2 separate regions of the Homo sapiens genome follow, and region 2 is linked to region 1. The links are chromatin loops, found by intact Hi-C in ENCODE. Cell type or tissue: A673. All regions are shown on one strand. Links, peaks and the distances in the headings refer to the core of each region. The heading gives the core; the rest is flanking DNA. Region 1 overlaps LOC124902645 (a long non-coding RNA gene). Region 2 overlaps LOC102723370 (a long non-coding RNA gene).

Region 1 (9,644 bases), core at 918-8,917:
TTCATAAGGGGGAGATTCCCTGCACAAGCTCTTTCTCTTTGCCTGCTGTCATCCATGTAAGACATGACTTCCTCCTCCTTTCCTTCTGCCATGATTGTGAGGTCTCCTCAGCCACTCAGAATTGTAAGTGTATTAAATCTCTTTCTTTTGTAAATTGCCCAGTCTCGGGCATCTTTATCAGCAGTGCGAGAACAGGCTAATACAACAAACAAACAAAATAGCAATAGTAAGTCCTTTGCTAGCAAAAATTGTTTTAAACATAAATGGTTTAAAATTCTTAATCCAAAGACATAGAGTGACTGAATAGATTTTTTTTTTAAAAAAAGACCCAACTATATGCTGTTTTCCAGAGACTCACTTGAGATTTAAGGACACACAGACTAAAAGTGAAGGGATAGAATAAAAGGTATTTCATGCAAATGGTAAACAAAAGATTGCTGGGGTGGCTTTACTTAAACAAACACAGAGGAGGTGCAAGGTGGCTGACTAGAAGCAGCTATTGTGTGCCACTCTCATGGAGAGGAGATAGAATGAGAAGTAAACACTAGCTCTTCAAATGGATTATCCAGGAGGTAATGTTGGGATTTATCAAATAAGCAATAGTGACCCATGGAGCTCAGAGAGAAGTAAGGCAGGAAAAGCACACACCCAGGATTGGCATGGCACCAAGAGTGGCTCCCCACCAAGAGGATAGAGTAAGTGAGCAAGAGCATCTCAGGACCCATACTTCTGCCATGAGTCTTTGAAATCCTTAGCACAGAAGATCCCCTTGACCTCCTCTTTAGAGCCTCCAGACTAACATGGAGAGTTTTGTGAAAGCTGGGTAGATCTGCCACTGAAGCCTACATGGAGCCCCAATGGTCTTAGATCCCTAAGTACCCTGAAGCCAGCTTCCATAGCTCCAAACAACAAGGGAGGCCAGCCTATCTCATGCGCTCTCAGGATAGGAGCTGCATCCTTGGTGCTGAGTAGATGGACTATAGACTTCACCTCTGCTGCACATCAACAGGCAAAGCCCATTGGCCTGGGACCCCGATGCAGCCACTCCACCTGTATTAGTCTATTTTCACACTGCTGATAAAGACATACCTGAGATTGGACAATTTACAAAAGAAAGAGGTTTAATGGACTTACAGTTCCATATGGCTGGGGAGTCCTCACAATCATGGAGGAAGGCAAGGAGGAACAAGTTATGTCTTACATGGATGGCAGCAAGCAAAAAGAGAGAGAATTTGTTCAGGGAAACTCCCCCTTATAAAACCATCAGATCTCATGAGATTTATCCGCTATCACAAGAACAGCAGAGAAAAGACCCACCCCCATGATTCCATTATCTCCCACCATGTCCTTCCCACAACACATGGAAATTAAAGGAGTACAATTTAAGATGATATTTGGGTGGGGACACAGTGCCAAACCATATCATTCCACCCCTGGTGTTGTGGGAAATCAGGGACCCCAAACGGAGGGACTGGCTGAAGCCATGACAGAAGAACGTGGATTGTGAAGATTTTGTGGACATTTATTAGTTCCCCAAATTAATACTTTTATAATTTCTTATGCCCGTCTTTACTGCAGTCCCTAAACATAAATTGTAAAGATTTCATGGACACTTATCACTTCCCCAATCAATACCCTTGTGATTTCCTATGCCTGTCTTTGCTTTAATCTCTTAATCCTGTCAGCCAAGGAGGATGTATGTCGCCTCAGGACCATGTGATAATTGCATTAACTGCACAAATTGTAGAGCATGTGTGTTTAAACAATATGAAATCTGGGCACCTTGAAAAAAGAACAAGATAACAGCAATGTTTAGGAAATAAGAGAGATAAACTTAAACTCTGACCGCTGGTGAGCCAGGCAGAACAGAGCCATATTTCTCTTCTTTCAAAAGCAAATGGGAGAAATATCGCTGAATTCTTTTTCTCAGCATGGAATATCCCTGAGAAAGAGAATGCGCACCTGGGGGTAGGTCTCTGAACTGGACCCCCGGGGCGTACCTGTCTCTTATGGTCAAGTCTGCAGAGATGAAATAAATTCCAGTCTCCCATAGCGCTCCCAGGCTTATTAGGAAGAAGAAATTCCCGCCTAATAAATTTTGGTCAGACCGGTTGATCTCAAAACCCTGTCTCCTGATAAGATGTTATCAATGACAATGGTGCCCGAAACTTCATTAGCAATTTTAATTTCGCCTCAGTCTTGTGGTCCTGTGATCTCATCCTGCCTCCACTTGCCTTGTGATATTCTATTACCCTGTTAAGTACTTGATGCCTGTCACCCACACCTATTTGCACACTCCCTCCCCTTTTGAAAATCCCTAATAAAAACTTGCTGGTTTTTGTGGCTTGTGGGGCATCATGGATCCTACCAATGTGTGATGTCTCCCCTGGACACCCAGCTTTAAAATTTCTCTCTTTTGTACTCTGTCCCTTTATTTCTCAAGCCAGCCAACACTTAGGAAAATAGAAAAGAACCTACGTGATTTTCAGGGCAGGTTCCCCAAAACCCTGGCCCCTCCAAAATCTCATGTCCTCACATTTCAATACCAATAATATCTTCCCAACAGTCTCCCAAAGTGTTAACTCAGTTCAGCATTAACTCCAAAGTCCACAGTCCAAAGTCTCATCCAAGACAAGGCAAGTCCCTTCTACCTATGAGCCTGTGCAATCAAAAACAAGTTAGTTACTTTCTAGATACAATGGGGGTATAGGCATTGGGTAAATACAGCTGTTCCAAATGGGAGAAATTGAGCAAAGCAAAGGGGCTACAGGCATCGTGCAATCTGAAATCCAGCAGGGTAGTCAAATCTTGAAGTTCCAAAATGATCTCCTTTGACTCTACATCTCACATCAGGGTCATGCTGATGCAAGAGATGGGTTTTCATGGTCTTGGGCACCTCCGTCCCTGTAGCTCTGCAGAGTATAGTCCCCCTCCTGGCTACTTTCCCCCTGCATGGGCTGGCATTGAGTGTCTGCAGCTTTTCCAGGTGCACAGTGGATCTACCATTCTGGGGTCTGGAGGATGGTTGCCCTCTTCTCACAGCTCCACTAGGTGGTGCCCCATAGAGATTCTGTGTGGAGACTTTGACCCCACATTTCCCTTCCACACTGCCCAGCAAAGGTTCTCCATGAGGGCCCACCCCTGCAACAAACATCTGCCTGGGCATCCAAGTGTTTCCATACATCCTCTGAAATCTAGGCAGAGGTTCCCAAACCACAATTCTTGACTTCTGTGTACCCACAAGCTCAACACCATGTGGAAGCTGCCAAGGTTTGAGGCTTCCACCCTCTGAAGCAACAGCCTGAGCTGTACCTTGGCCCCTTTTAGCCATGGTTGGAGGAACTGAAATGCAGGGCACCAAGTCCCTAGGCTTCACAGAGCAGGGAGCCCGGGGTCTGGCCCAGGAAACCATCTTTTCCTCCTAGTCCTCCGGGCCTGTGATGGGAGGGGCTGTCATGAAGATCTCTGATATGCCCTGGAGACTTTTTCACCATTGTCATGGGGAATAACATCTCGTTACTTATGCAAATTTCTGCAGTGACTGGAATTTCTCCACAGAAAATGGGATTTTCTTTTCCATCACATAGTCAGGCTGAAAATTTTCCAAACTTTTATGCTGTTTCCTTTTTAAAACTGAATGCTTTTAACAGCACCCAAGTTACCTCTTGAATACTTTGCTGCTTAGAAATTTCTTCTGCCAGATACCCTAAATCATATACCTCAAGTTCAAAGCTCCACAAATCTTTAGGGCAGGGGCAAAATGCAGCCAGTCCCTTTGCTAAAATATAACAAGAGTCACCTTTGCTCCAGTTCTCAACAAGTTCCTCATCTCCATCTGAGACCACCTCAGCCTGAATTCGTTGTCTATATCATTATCAGCATTTTGGACAAAGTCATTAAACAAGTCCCTAGGGAGTTCCAAACTTTCCCACATTCTCCTGTCTTCTTCTGAGCCCTCCACACTGTTCCAACCTCTGCCTGTTACACAGTTCCAAAGTCACTTCCACATTTTCAGGTATTTTTTCAGCAGCACCCCACTCTACTGGTACCAATTTACTGTGTTAGTCTATTTTCATGCTGCTGATAAAGACATACCTGAGACTGGGAAGACAAAGAGGTTTAATGGACTTACAGTTCCACATGGCTGGTGAGGCCTCACAATCATGGTGGAAGGCAAGGAGGAGCAAGTCACGTCCTACATGGATGGCAGCAGGCAAAAAAAGAGAGAGTTTGTGCTGGGAAACATCCATTTTTAAAACCATCAGATCTCATTAGAATTATTCATTATCACGAGAACAGCACAGGAAAGAGCTGCCCCCATGATTCAGTCATCTCCCACTGGGTCAGTCCCACAACATGTGAGAATTATGGGAGTACAATTCAAGATGAGTTTGGGTGGGTACACAGAGCCATAACATATCACCACCCTTGTCTGAGCATTTAGACCAGTCCCAGCTCTGCATTTCTCTGATAGAGCTCCCAGAGGTAACCAACAAGTTTGCAGTGTTTGCCACTGCCACAGCCCCTATCCTATTGCCCTCATGATGGAGATCTGAGAGCTCAAGAACTGTCAAAGGCCTTCAGTATACTGCAGCTGCCATGTGGAAAAGCAGACAGATGTTTTTCATGGAGGTCCCTGACCCTCTGGATCCTCACTGGGCAGGGCCTCCCAAACTGGGCTCCCAGTGCAGCCGCCCTACCACTCTCTGATCACCTCAGTCAGTGGTGGCTCTGTGTTTCTCTGGAGAGGAATTCCTAGAAACAACTGACAGGGTTTCTGTCATTGCTGTTGTGGTGGTACCTGTCTTTGTTGGTCTTGTGCTACAGAGCAAAGACCCTGATCACTTTGCTTGCACCTCCAGAATTCTACAGCCACTGTGTGAAGAGAAGCCCAGTCTCTCTTCCCTATGAGTCCCTGACCCCAAGCTATTCACGAGGTAAGACCTCCAGTTTGGGCCTACATCACAGTTACCCCATCACCAGCTTATCATTCTAATTGGTAGAGGATCTGTGTTTCTGTGGGGTGAAACTCCCAGAGACAAGTGACAGGCCCTCTGCCATTGTCAATGCCAAGGTCCTTGCCTCTGCTGCACCCAAGCTGAAGAGGAAACAAAAAGCATGAGCTTACCCTAAGGCTGCGGTGCATAGCCTGGGAGTACCAAGCTGACATCTGTGGCCAGCACCTGAGTGAAAGAGGAGTCCACAGTTTCAGAGCACTGAGAAGGGTATGGCTGCAAAAATGAGGAGATACAGAGGAGCCACGCAAAATAATACCCTATCTACCAGCCATTATGCTTAAGTGCCATCTACTGGATCATAGCTCAAACTACAACACCAAAAATAATTTTCTTAATACACTTCCATGTGAAACCAAGGGCAAGAATTCAGCCATAAATAAAGACCCTGCAAAAGTCCTCTGAAAACAGGCAGAAATGAAACCAAGGGACTGTACTCAAATTTTTCCACAGTTACAAGACCATTAGCCCACACAGATGGGAAAGAGCCAGTGCAAAAACTCTGGCAATTCTAATATCCAGAGAGTCTTCTTGCCTCCACACAACTGCACTACCTCTCCAGCAATGGTTCTTAACCAGAATGAAATGGCTGAAATGACAGACGTACAATTAAGAATCTTGATGGCAATGAAGATCATTGAGATCCAGGAGAAAGTTAAAACTTATCCAAGAAATCTAAGAATCTAGTAAAATGATTCAAAGGATGAAAGATGAAATAGCCATTTTAATAAAGAAACAAACTAATCTGATACAGCTTAAAAACACACTACTAGAATTTCATAATGCAATCAAAAATATTAACATCAGAATAGACCAAGCTGAGGAAGGAATCTTAGAGCTCAAAGACTGGTTCTTCAACTTAATCAGAAAAATAAAATTAAAAAATGAACAAAACTGCCAAGAATTATGGAATTATGTAAAGAGACTAACCTATGATGCTTTGGCATCTTTGAAAGAGAAAGAGAAAGCAAGAAAATTGGAAATCATTTGAGGATGTTGTCCATGAAAATCTCCCCAACATCACTAGAAAGGTCAACATTCAAATTCAAGAAATCCAGATAATCTGTGTGAGATACTATACAAGATAACCATCCCAAAGACGCATAGTCAGAAGATTCTCCCAGGTCAATGCAGAAGAAAAAACATTAAAGACAGCTACAGAGAAGGGGCAGAACACCTAAAAAGGAACCCCAACAGGCTAACAGTAGACCTTTCAGCAGAAACTCTACAAGCCAGAAGATCCTTAAGGAAAAGAAACTCCAACCAACAATTTTTTATCCAGCCAAACTAAGCTTCATAAGTGAAGAAAGTATGATTCCTTTCAGACAAGCAAATGCTAGGGGAATTTGTTCCTACCAGAACTGCCTTAGAAGAGATCCTTAAAGGAGCGCTAAACATGGAAATGAAAGACTTACCATAAACCACAAAAACACCCTTAAGTACATAGACTATTGACAATATAAAGCAACTACACAATCAAGTCTACATTACAACCAGCTAACAAAACAATGACCGAAACAAATCCACATATTTCAGTGTTAACCTTTAACATAAATGGGCTAAATGCCCCATTTAAAAGGCACAAAGGGGTTAAGTTGCATAAAGAAGCAAGACCCAACTGTATGCTGCCTTTTAAAGACCCATCTCACATGCAATGATACCCATAGGCTAAAAGTAAAGTCTCTGTTCAATGCAGAAGAAAGAAAGAAAGAAGATCTGATAAACAATTCCAGCAAAGTTTCAGGATACAAAATCAATGAACAAAAATTGTTAGCATTTCTACACCTCAATAACATCCAGGCTGAGAGACAAGTGAAGAACACAGTCTCATTTGTAATAGCTGCAAAAAGAATAAAATACCTAGAAATACAGCTAACCAAGGACGTGAAAGATCTCTACCATGCGAATTATAAAACACCTCTTAAATAAATCAGAGATGACACAAAGAAATGGAAAAACATTCTATATTCATGGATAGGAAGAATCAACATTGTTAAAATGGTCATATTACGCAAAGCAATTTACAAATTCAATGATATTCCTATAAAACTACCAATGATATTTTTCAGAGTTAGAAAAAACTATTGTAAAATTCACATGAACCCAAAAAGAGAGAGTGATAGGCCAAAGCAATCCTAAGTAAAAAGAACAAAGCTGGAGATATCACACTGCTCAACTTCAAACTATAGTACAAGGATACAGTAACCAAAACAGCATGGTACTGGAACAAAACCAGACACATTGACCAGTGGAATAGACTAGAGAATCCAGAAATTAAGCTGCACACATACAACCAACTGACCTTTGACAAAGCCAACAATAACAAGCAATGGGGGACAGGGCACCTTATTCAATAAATGTTGTTATAACTGACTAACCATATGCAGAAGGCTAAAACTGAACTCCTACCTGTCACTATATACAAAAATTAACTCACGATGGATAAAAACCCTAGAAGAAAACCTAGGAAATATTATGAATATCAACCCTGGCAACATTTTCATGATGAAAACCCCAAAAGCAATTGCAACAAGGACAAAAATTGACAAATGGGACTTAATTAAACTAATGAGTTTCTGCACAGCAAAAGAAACTATCAACAGAATAAATAGGCAAAGTATTTGTAATAGGGATAAAATATTTGTAAATTATGAATCCAACAAAGGTCAAATATTCATAGTCTATAAGAAACAAACAAGAAGAAAACAAACAACCCCACTAAAAAATTGGTAAATGACATGAACAGGCACTTCTCTAAAAGAAGAGGTACACACCACCAACAAGCATACAAAAAAGGCTCAAAAGCACTAATCATTAGAGAAATGCAAATCAAAACCGCAATGAGATACCATCTCACACCAGTCAGAATGGCTATGATTAAAAACTCAAAAAATAACAGATGCTGGCAAGGGTGCAGAGGAAAGGGAATGCTTATACACTTTGGTGGGAATGTAAATTAGTTCAGACACTGTGGAAAGCAGTTTAGAGGTTTCTCAAAAAAAAAAAAAAAACTTAAAACAGAATTACTATTTGACCCAGCAATCTCATTACTGAGTATATACCCAGAGGAATATAAATCATTCTACCATAAAGACCCATGAACACATATGTTTACTGCAGCACTATTCACAATAGCACAGACATGGGATTAACCTAGATGCCCATCAGTGATGGACTGGAAAAAGAAAATGTGGTACATAGACACAATGGAATACTATGCAGCCATGAAAATGAATTAAATCATGTCTTTTGCAGCAACATGGATGAAGTCAGAGGCCATTATACTAAGGGAATTAAAACAGGAACAGAAAACCAAATATCACATGTTCTCACTTATAAGTGGGAGCTAAACACTGAGTACATGTAGACAAAAATAAGGGAACAATAGACACCAGACCTCTTTCTTGTGGTTAGAGGGTAGGAGGAGGGTGAGTGTTGGAAAAATATCTACTGAGTACTGTACTCATTGCCTGGGTGACAAAATAATCTGTACACCAAACCCTTGTGACACACAATTTACCCATGTAACAAATCTGTACATGTACCTGAAATCTGAACCTAAAATAAAAGTTGGAAAAAATAAAAAATAAATAAATGAATTGAAATCTGAAAAATACAGAAACAAAGTAGATGTTAAGTCCAAAACATTAAATAATGATAAAATTATCAATTTATCAGTAAGATATAAAAATATAAATATATATACCCCCAACATTAGAGCACCTACATGTATAAATCAAATATTTATAGAGATGAAATAAGATAGATAGCAATACAATAATACTAAGAGACTTCAATATCCCATCTTCAACAGTGGACAGAACATACAGACAGAAAACTGGTAAGGAAACAGTAGACTAGAACAACACCAGAGATCAAATTGTCCTAATAGACATATACAGAACATTTCATCCCAAAGAAGATGAATACTGGACATTCTTCACAAACATACAAGGGGAATTGTCCAGAATAGACCACATGTTAGGTCACAAAACAAATCTTAACAAATTTAAGAACATTGAAATTATATCAAGTATCTTTTTCTTACCACAATGGTTTGAAACTAGAAACCAAAACCAGAAGGAAGATCAGAAAATTCACAAATACGTGCATATTAAACAATACATTCCTGAACAACAAATGAAACAATAAAGAAATTTAAAAATCAAAAAATTTCTTAAGAAGATGAAAATAGAACATGCTAAAAGTTATGGAATGCAGTGAAGCACTTTTAAGAGGTACATTTATAGTGATTAACTCCTACATTAAAAATCAGAAACTAACAAGTTTTGGAAATTAGGGGGCAAAAAGAGCAGAAAGATATTAAATAATAAATTTACCTTTATACCTCCAGAAACTAGGGGAAAAAAAAGAACATAGCTCAAAGTTAGCAGAAGGAATAAAATAATAGGATTAAAGCAGAAATTAATGAAACAGAGACTAGAAAAACAATAGAAAAGATTAATAAAAGTTTTTCTTGAAAAGATAAACTGACAGTTCTTTATCTATAGTGTATTAGTCCATTTTCACTCTGCTACAGAGAACTACATGAGACTAGGTCATTTATGAAGAAAAGAGGTTTAATTGACTAACAATTCCACATGGCTGGGCAGGCCTCAGAAAACTTAC
Region 2 (9,644 bases), core at 1,015-9,014, 260 kb before region 1:
TTTTTCTTTTTTTTCTTTTTTTTTTTTTTTTTGAGATGGAGTCTTGCTCTGTCGCCCAGGCAGGAGTACAATGGTGTGATCTCGGCTCACTGCAACCTCTGCCTCCTGGATTCAAGCAGTTCTCCTGCCTCAGCCTCCTGAGTAGCTGGGACTACAGGCACACGCCACCACACCCAGCTAATTTTTGTATTTTTAGTAGAGATGGGGTTTCACCATGTTGGCCAGGATGATCTCAATCTCCTGACCTCATGATCCACCTGCCTCAGCCTCCCAAAGTGCTGGAATTACAGGCGTGAGCCACCAAGCCTGGCTCTTGTTTATTAATTTTAAGGATTTTGTTCTGTATTGTTTATAAGTTTCATAATGCATGCAAAACAGATACTATCATCCCAGTTTTGCAAATAAGGATATTAAGACACTGAGCCCCAAGAATTGACCCCAGATTTATTATAAACAAAGCTCTTCTTCCTTCTATCAAACTAAGCTGTGGAGAAATTGATTTTCATTTGTTTTATGTGCAAGAGCAGCACAAGTAGAGTTTAGGAGAGAGAAGAAGGTGACTAACCTCGATAAAGTGATACACTTTATAACTCTTTTTACTGGAACTCTTCAACTAGATTTTTTTTTTCCTTAAGATGTGGTATGGGCAATGACAAAAGTCAGCTCCTGGCTTTGGTAAAAATAAATGCACAGATATTCTGCAGCAAAGACTAGTTCGCCACTTGCTGGTATTCACAATACCCTGAGTGTACACTTTCTTTATTTGTTTGAATGTATATTCTATTTCCTCATGCATATGTAATCTTGTAGAACAAAATGTGGCCTTTAGTTAGTTTTGAATTTTTTTTAATTCACCCCATAAACGAGGGTCTCTTTTGTGTACTTCCTTGCATTTTAAAGGTTCCTAATTTATATATTTCAGTTATATTAAAAAATTCTCTAATGCAAATCAATAGACTGACCACATAGGCCAATGACATAAGCCGTTTTACTAGCCATGTATAGTATGTATGATTCCCTTACTTAAACTTTAAATAAGTACTTTATTATTATTGTTAATTTATTATTAGTAGTAGTAGGAGTAAGTAGTATCCATTAAATCATGAGAAGTCTAGCCCCATAGTAGTACATATTTGCAATGAGGATACAAAGCAGGAAGACTGGTGAGGAGGAGAAACAGATGGCTGCCTGCAAAACCTCATTTTTAGTATCATTGGGAAGCCACCTGCTAAAAATATGCCTTTCACTAGCCTGCTTCAGTGTGGGTTTTCTAACATTAGAAGTTCAATTTTTTGGTTTATAAGGAATTTATATTCCAAAGATTTAAAAATATGTTTGAATTCAGTGAGCTTCTATTATATTAAAGCAATTTAATTAGTGCAAAGGAAGGGAAATTGTTCTTTACAATGGATACCTTATAAGGTAGTGTGTGATCAATGCCCTTTAATCTCTAGGATTTTGTTATTGTTGTGGTTTGCTTATTTTTTAAACCACATAGATATCTTTATAAGGAATAACACTTTTTTTAAGAGTTAAAGATAATGTAGTGTGTATGCACACTTCCCACCTAAGAGGATTGCCTTGTAGTAAATGAAATAAATATTAAGATATAGGTCATGATACAGATATGATCTAAGGACAGTGTATCCACAAGGAAAGGATAAAACAATTCTATCTGGGAAGACTAGGCTTGAATTATTTCTGAAGAAAAATGAGATTTCAGGAAGACTTTGAGGAGAAGTTAGTGGGACGCATAGTAAAAACTGTACTTAAGAAAGAATGTACACAAGTTGGCTTACTTCTACCATACTTAGGTGTATAACTTCACCTCTCTGAGACTTAATTTTCTTATTTATATGAAGTGGGAATTAGCATAAATTAGGAATAAAAAGAGCTATATGTTTGCTCCCACGGCTTCCTTATGTGTCACTGACAGATATCATTAATGACACAAATCACTCTACAAATAAACCTAGATAAAGCCTAAAAATACTTTCCAAAACAGCAGGCAGATGTAGATAACCTTATGGAATCCACAATAGCAACAAAAATAAGTGAGAAATTAAGAAAAGTTAACAAAGCTATAGAATACTGGATCTAATCACAAAAATCTTGTATTTCCATGTTCTAGTAAGGAAATATTAGAACATGAAATCAAAGTTATAATAGGTCACCTTGACATAACCCTGCTTGCTCTACATACTAACGTCTGCCTGGTGTGGCTGGTTTTTAATTTTACCCATTCTATCAAATGTAGAGTAGTATCTCATTGTAGTTTAAACTTGTATTTCCCTAATGATTAATGAAGATTAGTATCTTTTAATATTTAATCCATACATCTTTTTTGGTGAAATGTCCATTGACACCTTTTGTCCATTTTTAAATGGATTTTTGTATTCTTGAGTTTGGAAAACTTTTGTAAGTTCTGGATTCAAGTCTTTTATCAGATATATAGTTACAAATATTTTATTCTGATATGTGGCTTGCTTTTTCATTTTCTTAAACATGCTTATTGAAGAGCAGTTATTAATTATTTGAAGTCCAATTTATCAATTTATCCTTTTATATATCATGTTTTTGGGGTCATATCTAAGAAAATTTTGCCTAAATACTGCAAATATTTTTCTCGTATGTTTTCTTCTAGAAGTATTAGTTTTAGGTTATACATTTAGGTTTATAACATATATTTGTGTATATGATATGAAGCATAGAATTATGCATATGGGTATCCACATTTTTCATTACCATTTGTTGAAAACATTACTTTTTTTGACAGAATTATCTCTGTAACCTTATCAAAACCCAATTAATCATATATGTATAAATCTGTTTCTCAACTCCATTCTCTTCCCTTAATCAAAGTATCTTAATGTTAATATATTACCTTGATTACATTAATTTTATGGTAAGTTTTAAAGTCTTGTAGTATAAGTTATTTAATTTTGTTCTTTTTAAAAGTTGTGCAATCTAGTCTATATTCTTTGCATTTCTATATGAATTATAGAATTAGCTTGTCAGTTTCTACAAAAGAATCCACTCTGATTTTGATTGGGATTACATTGGCTTTGTAGTTCAATTAGGAGAAAATTAGCATTGCAAGAGTATCAAGTCTTGCTATCCATGAACAATATGTATTATCCTTTTATTTAAGTAATATAATTTCTCTCAGCAAATTTTTATGGTTTTCTGCTTATAGGTCAACCACATCTTTTGCTAGATTTATCCTAAGTATTTCTTATTTGTGGTGCTATTGTAAATAACAGTTTATAATTACAATTTTCAATTGTTCTTTACTAGTTTATAGAAGTAGAAATTTTTTTACATAATAATCTTACGTCTTACAACATTGTCAAACTCACTGATTTGTTCTAGTAGCCTTTTTGTAGATTAAATCACATTTTTTTCTATGGACGGTCATGTTATCTGCAAATAAAGACAGTTTTACTTCTTGTCTTACCTGGATATGTGTTACTGCTTTTTCTTAACTGAATGTGCCAAATAGAACCTTCAGTGTATGTTAAATAGAGCTATTGACAGAAGACTTCTTTCCCTCATTTTTGACTTAAATTGATTAACTGTCTCCTTACTTGCAATGTTTTCAATGAAAAATTTGCCATCTTTCTGTTTTTCTTTATACAAACTGTTTATTTTTTCCTTTGATTACCTAAAAATTATATCATTATTTTTAAAAAATATGATATAATTATGATGTTCCTTGCTATAGTTATCTTCATTTTTCTTATGCTTAGGGTTCATTGAGCTTCTTGGATCTATAACTTTATAACTTTCATCAAATTTGCAAAATTTTCTGCCACTGTGTCACACACACACACATACACATACATACAAACACACATACAATTTTATGTTTGTTTTCCCATCTCTTCTCTTTCAAGAATTCCAACTAAAAGCATGTTAGACTGCTTTAAGTTGTCCAACTGCTTATTGTTTCCCTGGTTATTTTTCCTTATTCTTGTTTCTCTGTGTGTTTTATTTTGGAAAGTTTCCATTGTTAAGCCTTCATATTCAAAGGTTATATTTTTTCTGCAATGTCTAATCTGCCATTAATTCCATCTAGTATATTGTATCTCCAACATTGTAATTTCTATTCCTGGAAGTTTGATTTGTTTCTTCAATGTATTTTCTATGTCTCTTTTGTTTTTTATTTTTTGAGACCTAGTCTCGCTCTGTTGCCCAGGCTGGAGTGCAGTGGCACTATCTCGGCTCACTGCAAGCTCTGCCTCCTGGGTTCAAGCGATTCTCCTGTCTTAGCCTTCCCAGTAGATGGGGCTACAGGCACACACCACCACGTCTGGCTAATTTTTGTATTTTTTAGTAGAGATGGGGTTTCATCATATTGGTCAGGCTGGTCTCAAACGCCTGACCTCAAATGATCCACCTGCCTCGGCCTCCCAAAGTGCTGGGATTACAGGCATGAGCCACCGTGCCCAGCCTATTTTCTGTGTCTCTACTTATATCATGTTCAGTCTTTTCTCTAGCTTAAGAACATGTGGGATACAGTTGTTTAACTGTTTTAATTTCATTGTCTACTAATTCTATAATCTGTGTCATTTTTGGTTACCTTTCCACTGACATTTCTTCTTATTGTGAGCCATAATTTACTGCTTTTTTGCACTTCTAGTATTTTTTTTTTTTTTTTTTTTTTTTTTTTTGACGTAGTCTGTCACTGTCGTCCAGGCTAGAGTGCAGTGGTGCGATCTCGGCTCACTGCAAGCTCCGCCTCCCAGGTTCACGCCGTTCTCCTGCCTCAGCCTCCCAAGTAACTGGGACTACAGGCACCCACCACCATGCCCAGCTAATTTCTTTTTTCTTTTTTTGTATTTTTAGTAGAGACGGGGTTTCACCGTGTTAGCCAGGATGGTCTCGATCTCCTGACCTCTTGATCTGTCCGCCTCTGCCTCCCAAAGTGCTGGGATTACAGGCCATTTCTGGTAATTTTTTATTGGAGGCAAGTCCTTGTGAGTTTTGCCTGTTTGGAATGCTGAATATTTTTTGTATTCCAGAAAATATTATTTAACACATTTCTGGGTTTTGCTTTTAAGATTTGTGTGGAGGGGGAGAGTAGCTTTTATTCAAGGTTTAAATTTTTCTACTACTAAGGCAAGATATTTTTAGTAGTCTAACTGATTTCTTGTGAATTATGAGGCCTCTACTCTGATTGTTGAAAACAGGTTCTATTCCTGCATTTTGTTAAGAGCTGGTCGTTCTTTCTAATTTTTCAGAGGGTTCTTTCTCTGACCTTGGGTAGTTTTACGTGCTGATTGGTACTTAACTAAATACTTGAAGAGGACCCTGTAGGGATCTCTGGCATTATGCCTGTGTAGTTTTCTTCTCTCTGGCACTTTATCCTGTTAACTCTCACCACCCTTGCTTCCACAGAATGCTGGCTCCATCTTCTTGCCTCACTGAGTATAATGAACTTGCCTAAGTTCTCCACCCTTTAATGCAAATTATATGCATCAGAGCCATTAAGCGATGGAAATTATAAAGTTTCTCTCATTTTTTCCATATCTTATAAACTACTGTCCTTTGTTGCTTAATGTCCAATAATTTGAAAGCCATTTTTTATACATTTTGTGTACTTTATAAATTGTTTTTGTTTGGAGATAAATCTAGTTCCTGATAATCTATCTTGACCAGAAATATAAGTTTCACATTATTGATTATTGCTGTTTTAACTGACCACCTTAACATAAAGGCTTTTATTAAGAGGAAATAGAGACATGAATAAATCTAAGGAAGAGGAGAACCTTATAGAGGAAGTAAAACATGGCAAAGACCTAGGCTAAGAATAAGCTTCTACATTTAAAGAATAGCAAGAAGGCTGATGTTGAAGAGGGCTGAACCACAGTGAATGAGGGGAGAGAATAACGAGACAGATTTTCATAGAGTTAAGAAGGTAGGTGATATACAACTGTCTCAGAACTTAGAGTACTTTTCTTCTTATTAGTCCATATTATGGTTCTGATCAGGAGAGTGAACTGTTTGTATGTACATTTTTAAAAGATGACCTTAAATTTTATTTGGAAAATTGACTTTAGGAAGAAATAATAGAAATAGAGAAGTTAATTCAGGAATTGTAATAATCTGGATGAGGGAAGTTGGTAGATTAATGTGTTAACAAGTAGAAAGGGTGAGTAGTGGTCAAATTCACAACGTATTTTAAAGATAGAGATCACAAGAGGTTTCCATGAATTGGAAGTCAGCCATGAGAAAAATAGATAAAGTAAAGCAACTGCTGGGTTTTGGGCTGATGCTATGCTGTTTCATTTGTTCAAATGCAGATTAGAAGAGAAGTCATTCTGAAAGCAAAGTAAGGCAAGAATTTAATTTTGGCCATGTTCAGTTTTGAATTACAATTACACATCGAAGCAGAAATTTAAGTAGCCACTTGGAAAAGCTAGTCTTCTACAAATTAATCTTATGTTGTAGCAGTGAAAACTCACCTCATCCAGCAAGCTGTTTATGACTTCTTCCTCCCTCTACTATTTGCCATGTCTCCTCAGAAGTTTTCACTGGGATTTAGTCTCTGGAAGCAAGGCACACTATAATTCTCCACCACACTCCTCTCTGCAATTCATTATGTAGTTCTCAGTTCTTTTAACCTCTAAGGAAAATTCCTCATATTAACTCTTTAAAAAAGAAATTCTTTTAAGGGATTATATAGTCAGCACCATTATTTTTTAGATAATACAATTATACAACCACTTCCGCCAAAACCCCAAGTTCTGAAATGAGGCTTAATGGTAAAAAGGAAAATTTGATTTCCTTAGGGAAATCCTTAGAATCCCAGAAACAAAGAGGGAAACAAGCATTGTCTCCTCAGTGTCATGTTTACAGTTTTCTTCATATTATTTGCCTCTTATTTCTTCATAACCTTGAAGTTAAGTAAAACTTTATTTGACAAACTGAATAATTCAAGTGTGGGGTTCTACTCTACCCCCTTTATATCACTGTACTAGATATTTTATAAGTTAAAAACAAAGATCTTAATACTTAAGAAATATAAGGAAATATTCTGGAAAACAATGAGAGTGAAGAATTTGTTGCTGCCCAGTCCTGATGACAGACTTGAATATTAATCAAATATTAATAATAGCAATAATGATTATATTCCACATGGTGATGTTTTATGTCTTTCTATCGTATTCACACCAGTGAGCACATTCTATCATTCTAAAACAACTGGTCTAATTTTTTGGATATTCTCCATTAAAATGCACTAAAATAATATTGCCTATCACTTGCTAGTCTTAAACTGAGAAAAAAGGAAATCTTTACCGCAAAGTAGTAAAACTCTGAGAACCTGCAGCTGAATTCAGACTAAAAATCATAATTCCAGGTTAAGTCTAAATAAGTTTTTAAAGAGTTAAAATATACACGTCCTAAGATGAATTAGTTTGACATGATTTGGTAACATGATGTGGGCATCCAGATGGCTCATAAAAATGTTTCTTTATTTATGTGGCCAGTGTTACTCAGCAGAAAGTTAGTTTGCTATCTGAAATGTCAGTTCCCCCAATTCAGGCAATATTTTCCCTGATTATATTTTTGTGCACATCTGCACCCACTAACCTTCTCACCTTCATTCCCAGTCCCAATTCAATCCATGCTTCAGTAGAGAATTTGAGCAGCTTCAGTTCTTTTTTTGCTTCATTGTGTATTTGAAATGGGTTGAGTTGGGAGACTAATTATTAAACTGCTCTGCCTGTTGGCATCAAAAGGAGCTTATGTTTGTATTGGTCTGATTAGAGACCTGTTTTCTTATTCTCAGGTGAACTAAGGACATTTATTTCCTCTAAATTAGTGGGACTTAATACAAAAAACACAGAGCTGATAAGAATTAAAGAAAATAAACTTTTAACGCTGCTTCTCATCCCCTATAAATCCAGTGGTTTGAAAGAGGTAGATTCTTCACCCAAAGGAAAGTAAAGGATTTTAGTTTTTCGTGCTCTAGAATATCAAAATGGCCTTATATGCTGCTGCTAACAAAGGGGCATGCTTCAGGAAGCCCATGCCCATGAGGAGCTAGACTTCCAAATTTCTTCCACACCTTTAGAAAACACCATAACATCATTGTGGGTCTAACCACGACTTTTAATGGCCATATGCTTCGATACTCTACATTAAACCTGCACTACCTTCAACTTGGCCAGCCTCTCCTTTAATCTGCTCATCTTGCAGTGAGTATAGAGCTGTGTTACTCTGATTCAAAGAAACACTCTAAAATATAGCATGTGATGGACATTGTGATTAGTTCCCAGCACCCATTTCACCCTTGCCAATGATTCACCTATCCAGAAAAATGTTCATGTGACACAATTCTGATCATGGAGGAAAGTCACTTGGGTGGGGATTAGTCTGATGAAAGTCTCCCCACTCCCAAGAAAGATGAAGAAAGACCACTCTACCCCTTCCTATGGACGTTGACCTCTCTGAACGTAATTCCATAAGAGCTGTAGCCATCTTGCCACACAAGTTGAAGAAGCAACCTCTCAGAGATGGTGACTAAAAATATAGAAAAAATCAACGTCTTTAATGACCCTCCCTGTTGGGCCCCAGATTACGCTGTTTTGGAGCTCAGTATCTGTGGTATTCCAGTTATGTTACATGAAACTTTTTTATTTCTTTTCTTTTTTTTTTTTTTTTTAAGATGGAGTCTCGCCCTGTCACACAGGCTGGAGTGCAATGGCGTGGTCTTGGCTCACTGCAGCCTCCACCTCCTAGGTTCAAATGATTCTCCCACCTCAGCCTCCCAAGTAGCTGGGATTACAGGCATCTGCCACCAGATTTTGTATTTTTAGTAGAGGCAGGATTTCACCATGATGGCCAGGCTGGTTTCGAACTCATGACCTTGTGATCCACCCGCCTCGGCCTCCTAAAATGCTGGGGTTGCAGGCGTGAGCCACAGGGCCCAGCCTAGATGCTACTTTTAAAATTATTTTCTTGGTTTTTTTTTTTTTTGAGACGGAGTCTCGCTCTGTCACCCAGGCTGGAGTGCAGTGGCGGGATCTCGGCTCACTGCAAGCTCCGCCTCCCGGGTTCACGCCATTCTCCTGCCTCAGCCTCCCAAGTAGCTGGGACTACAGGCGCCCGCCACTACGCCCGGCTAATTTTTTGTATTTTTAGTAGAGACGGGGTTTCACCGTTTTAGCCGGGATGGTCTCGACCTCCTGACCTCGTGATCCACCCGCCTCGGCCTCCCAAAGTGCTGGGATTACAGGCGTGAGCCACCGCGCCCGGCCATACTTTTAAAATTATTTTCTATCATTTTAAAGTAAGATTTTAATGGATATGGACAAAAGAATCCTGAGGCATGATATGAAGAGTTTTAATTAATGCCACTTGTCCGTGACAAATCCTCTCATAATAAAGTCAAGGGTTTTTAATAGATGACTTAATAGAAAACATCAGTATGAAGAGAAGCTGTTCTTCCTCTTAATATGTGAAGGGTTATCAATTTCTAAAATTAATTCTTTATTTGCCTGGTCCCCATGTAGCTTTTCCCTGTAGTACCAATAGCTATATTCTTCTGAAAGTGAAAGTCTATATCTTTAGATTTGAATGAATGAAGAGTTATCAAACTGAATATTCATCATGCACTCTAAAGAATTATACCTAAT

Evidence for each region. A loop is a pair of places that touch in the nucleus more often than their neighbours do. Peaks named below come from ENCODE experiments on the same cell type or tissue, not always from the same donor. Only the 100,000 strongest peaks of a DNase experiment are listed, where the experiment ranks them.
Region 2: it touches region 1 in a loop (9-fold over the local background); 3 of 110 quality-filtered maps call a loop at or near these places.

Annotation. Positions count from the first base shown.
Region 1 is chr11:22,125,574-22,135,217 of GRCh38, forward strand. All of the region lies in intron 1 of LOC124902645 (a long non-coding RNA gene), which reads right to left. Among named protein-coding and RNA genes, the nearest start is that of ANO5, 63 kb to the right of the region's middle. In A673, for the core only: a CTCF peak has its summit at 5,318 (motif pointing left); a DNase peak (open chromatin) is centred at 5,278.
Region 2 is chr11:21,867,527-21,877,170 of GRCh38, forward strand. All of the region lies in intron 2 of LOC102723370 (a long non-coding RNA gene), which reads left to right. Among named protein-coding and RNA genes, the nearest start is that of ANO5, 320 kb to the right of the region's middle. In A673, for the core only: a CTCF peak has its summit at 4,274 (motif pointing right); DNase peaks (open chromatin) are centred at 4,275, 5,375 and 6,615; H3K4me3 peaks cover 1,104 bases; H3K27ac peaks cover 2,742 bases.